2 separate regions of the Homo sapiens genome follow, and region 2 is linked to region 1. The links are chromatin loops, found by intact Hi-C in ENCODE. Cell type or tissue: GM12878. All regions are shown on one strand.

Region 1 (2,500 bases):
GAGACCCTGTTTAAAAAAAAAATTAATAAATTTAAAGAAGTAAGGTTAGAACAGCCCTGGAAGAATTGAGAGATTCTAAATCCTGGAAGCAAAGGACTTCCAAGCCACAGGATTCTTATCCTAGCTCAGCCTCCTACAGACTGGCACAGCTGGTCCTGTCACAGGCTTCCCCTCCTGCTTCCTCTTCCCTTCCTCAGCACTGTCTGGGTTGGGTGCAAGCAGGGGGTCTCAGTCGTGAGACCACAGCGGACCTGGGGTGAAGGCGCTTCTGGGCATGGGCCTCCTCCTTTCTCTCATTCCTGGACATAGCCCAAGGATGGACCTCGGCCTTCGGGTCCTGTATTGCTCCCTCAGTTATCTCTGGGCCACCGGTGATGGAGACACTTCCTCATGTAGACATTCAGCATTGTCTTTGGGGTGTTCCATCACCTTCAGTAGATCCTGGGGGTCTCTGTGGCCCTGGTCTGGGGCTCCTCACTGGCCTCATCCCGCTTCTCCTGATCCTGCTCAGGTTTCCTCGGGCAGAGCTGCTTGCCTGTGACAGTTCCAGCCTTCACTGAACTCCTCTGTCTGCCCCAGCAGCAGGGGCTACAGCCTGAGCCTGATTATGCTGGAGGTTATAGGGACTCAGTGGGCCACATCAGCTCCTGGGAACACATGCACCCCCAGCAGCACAGCCCTAACCTCATTAACTTATCTTAGAACCACTCATAAGTCTCTAGTTCCTCTGAGTGGTTTCTTTAGCTTATAGCTCATGCTCCCAGCAATAAACAAAAAGAGCTCGTTTGCTAAAGGTTCTGTGTGATTCTTGGAGCATCAAGCAGCTCTGCCCCCGGGGCCCAAATGATAAGCAGGCGTCACTCCACTCACATGCCCTGTGACTTGGCAAGCTCCTTAACCTCTCTGGGCTTTAGTTTCTTTATCTGTGAAATAGAAATTTCATCTGTGAAATAGTAACGATCATTATGATTCATAAGGTTAAATCCAAAAGAGTACCTAGAACAGTGCCTGGTGTATAGCAGTTCTTGACATTGTTGGTTATCATCGTTGTCATTGCTGAAGCCATTCAAGGCAGTGCAGAAGAATTCTCACCTCTTAGACAGAGTGCCCCGTAAAGCAAGCACCCTTGGGAGCCGTGGCTGGTGCCCAGGTCAGAGAGCAGGAAAGTGGGAATTCCATGTGGTAACTGAGTGAGGGGGAGTCATGAGTCACACTCTGGGGACTCTCCAAAGTACTAGGTTGAATCATATGAAATTGCTGGGGCTTTTGGAGAAAACCATAGGTTTCTATTAGTGTGGCCCCACTTGCAGTCTCAAGCAGAGGAGACTGGGAAAATACGGATTTCTCAGGTCTCCCACTCTTCCTACTTCTTCCGGGTTCTCCTGATGATTCATCTGCAGGGCGGAGCTTCTGAGTCTACACCCGGCTCCTCTAACCCTCAAGTGCCTACTCATCACCTGGGGATCTAGTTAAATGCAGATTCTGGCTTAGTTGGTCTAGGGCGGGGCCAGAGATTCTACATTTCCACCAAGTTCCCAGCTGATGCCGCTGCTGCCTGATCGTGCTGCGAGGAGCAGAGCTCTAGCATGTCGTCAGCAGGCCTTTGACTCATCCTAGCTCCAGAGATCCCAGAAGTCGCCCTTTCCCTTGCAGCCCCGGTAAATTAAAAACAGAATGAAACAAAGCTGCAGCAGGGCAGCAGCATCTGTGTCAAATTCCCCCACCCCACCTGTCTGGAGAGTTTCATAGGTGACACTTTTCGCTGCAGGCCCATTAAGCCTATTAAAAGGGATCTTTTTCCCTTTCCTTTCTTCACTGACCATTTGTTCAACAGATATTTACTGAGCACCCACCATTGACAGATACTACACTAAGAAGAGAGATTCCAATCTATGCTTTGTACTGCAGCCAGGGTGATTATCAGAATTGAAAACCTGATCCTGTTATTTCACTTCTTAAACTCTCATTTCCCTGAAGTATAAAGTGCAAGTGTCCTAATACAATGCTGAATACCCTCTGAAAGCAGACTTCTACCCTGATTGACAGTCACCCTACCTCTAGCCCTACCCAGTACCTGAAAGCTTCCCCTGCTCCCTGCTGACCAGCCCCCAAGCTTGGGCTCCTGCTCTCTCTCTCTCTCTCTCTCTCTCTCTACCTCACTCTTCCGAGCCTGCCCTTGCCACCTCATCCATCACTCATCCTTTTCAAGATAAAGCTCCCCACCACGCCGTTCAGGGAGTCTTCTCGGAACCGAGGTGGATTTCCTAAGCCCCCTTGGTTCTGACAACTTTACATAGAAATTCTGTCAGTTCCTTTCTCCACAAAACTTTAAGTTTCTCAGACATAGAGAAATGTCTCAGTCATTTCCCCATCAGCCAGTTTTGGCGGAGCTGCATTTCGGTCTAAGCGCTATGCTGCCTGGTAGGAATTCCTTCTTGCCTGCAAGTTTTCCCGTCTCAGAGGTTCATGGCCCCGACCTGCTTCCAGTCATTAGTGTTGG
Region 2 (2,500 bases), 350 kb after region 1:
CCACCTCCCCTTGGGGAGCCTTAAGAAGCCTCAGCCTGGGGGGATCATGTATGGCCTTCCTCCTAGGAGATGTGTTTGGATGATTAAATCCACGAGTGTATCTCAGTCCTTGGTGCAATGCCTGGGGCCGGATAGGTCCAGCGAGGTTGGATGTCGGCATGTAATCCCAGATACCCCACCTTCCACAGCTGTGCATCAGTGTTTCAAAGGAAAGTGATCTACACAGTTTTATTAAATAAACAACAGCAGCAACTTGTGTGTGGGGTAGGGAGTCTTAAAATCAGCAAGGTAAGGATAGAACGATGTCTCCATGTCTATCTGTGCAGAAACTGTCTTGAAACACTAGGACACTGTCATGGGCTGGATTGGGTTGTTCTTCACTCCCCTCAATTCATATGTTAAATTCCTAACCTCCAGTATCTTGGAATGTGACTGTATTTGGAGACAGGGTTTTTACAGGGGTAATTAAGGCAAAATGAGGTCATTAGGTCACCCAATATGACTGGCGTCCTTATAAAAGGGTTAATTTGGACACGGACACATACAGAGGGAAAACACTAAAGAGCTATAGAGAGAGGAGGGCCATCTGCAAGTTAAGGAGGGAGGCCTGGAACATATTCTCCCTCTGAGTCCCAAGAAGGAACCCACCTTACTGACACCTTGATCTTAGACTTTCAGCCCTCAGAAATGAGACAATAAATACCTTTCTGTTGTTTAAGCTGCCCAGCCTAAAGTACTTTGTTATGTATGGCAGCCCTAGACAGTTAATACAAATATTAATATCAACAATTCGTCACAATGATTCCTTTTGGGTTTTTAAATGCAAATGAGTGCCTAAACACCAGAGATGATTTTCTCTTTAGCTGAATCATGTGAGTATTCTGAGTCAAGTTTATATTTTTAATAAGTTAAAACATTTTGCCTTCCCCTTTCCGTCATCTGGTTGTGGTCATCTGATTTGAATAACATCTGCTTTCTTTTAGAATGAGAACAAAGCCGTTACACTCATATATAAAATACCTTCTCACCACCTGTTTTGGGGGATTAATGGTAGTTTAAAAATTAAGTGCAACTCAAGTTGTGGCCAAGCAAGGCCGACTGACTTCCTGAGATGTTAGGATCCTGTTCTTGGGGCCACCTCATTTGTTTGCATGGCTCCAGGGGACACCTTTCACATTGGGTATGACTGGAGCATCATCCTTGAAGGTGGGTGACTCTGCAGCCCTGCCTACCCTCTGGTGACATCTGAAGTGTTGTTGACATCAGCTTTAATTCAGAGGAACTCTACACAAATGTCTTGGGTACTCCTGTGTGCTGAATACTGTGGGAAGACCATTCTTCAAGGACTTTATGATCCACTCCAAAGGTGGAAAGGCAAGCCCACCTTCAATATGACATAGAACATGGTAACAAAATAGATGTGTAAAGCACTTTTGCTACTTAGAAACACTTTAGATCCATTTGACTATTTGATTTTTTCTAGCTTTCTTGAGGTATAGTTGACAAACAAAAATTGTATACATTTGCAATGTACAATGTGATGTTTTGATATATGTCTTAGTCCATTTTGTGCTGCTATAACAGAATACCACAGACTAGGTAATTTATAAAGAACAGAAATTTATTTCCTCACAGTTCTGGAGGCAGGGAATCCAAGATTGAGGGTCTGGCATCTGGTGAAGGCCTTCTTGCTGCCTCGTCCCATGGTGGAAGGTGGAAGGCAAGAGAGGATGAGAGACAAAAGAAGGCCCAAATTGTCCTTTTATAAGGAATCCACTCCCCAGATAAATGCATTAATCCATTCATATGGGCAGAGCCCTCATGATCTGATCACCTCTTAAAGGTCTCACCTCTTAATACTGTTACAGTGGTAATTAAATTTCAACATGAGTTTGGGAGGGAACAAACATTTAAACCATAAATACAGATACATTGTGAAATGATCACCATAGTCAAGCAAATTAACATATCCTCCACATTTACTTATCATTTGTGTATGTGATGAGAACATTCAGGATCTACTCTTAGCACATCTCAAGCATACATTCTCATGAACTTTCATAGCCATGCTGTACCTTAGATTTCCAAAATGTGTTAACTTTGAGTACCTTAAACTTTTTGAGGTAGTCTGTCACGCAGGCTGAAATGCAGTGGTGTGATCTCAGCTCACTGCTACCTCCCCCACCTGTGTTCAACTTATCTTTCCACTTCAGCCACTCAAAGTACTGAGATTACAGGTGTGAGCCAGAATGCTCAACCCATAATTCAAACTTTATACCCTTTTGTGACCGGGAATTGGTGGGGTTTTGGTCTCACTGACTTCAAGAACAAAACCGCAGACCCTCATGATGTGTTATAGCACTTAAGGTGGCACATCTGGAGTCTGTCCTTTATTGATGTTCAGATGTATTTGGAGTTTTTTTTTTCTGGTGGGTTCACGGTCTTGCTGGCTCAGGAGGCAAGCTGCAGACCTTCGTAGTGAATGTTACAGTTCTTAAGG

What was found. Peaks named below come from ENCODE experiments on the same cell type or tissue, not always from the same donor. Only the 100,000 strongest peaks of a DNase experiment are listed, where the experiment ranks them.
Region 2: it touches region 1 in a loop (3.0-fold over the local background); 1 of 110 quality-filtered maps calls a loop at or near these places.

What each region holds. Positions count from the first base shown.
Region 1 is chr6:3,208,335-3,210,834 of GRCh38, reverse strand. No RefSeq gene overlaps it. Among named protein-coding and RNA genes, the nearest start is that of LINC02525, 14 kb to the right of the region's middle. RefSeq lists enhancers at 1,256-1,345, 1,346-1,640, 588-1,787. In GM12878, a CTCF peak has its summit at 1,528; a DNase peak (open chromatin) is centred at 1,424; H3K27ac peaks cover 2,095 bases.
Region 2 is chr6:2,861,517-2,864,016 of GRCh38, reverse strand. It overlaps the pseudogene SERPINB9P1. Among named protein-coding and RNA genes, the nearest start is that of MIR4645, 8.7 kb to the right of the region's middle. RefSeq lists an enhancer at 983-1,312. In GM12878, no CTCF peak of the experiment used is centred here; a DNase peak (open chromatin) is centred at 1,076; H3K4me3 peaks cover 263 bases; H3K27ac peaks cover 2,500 bases.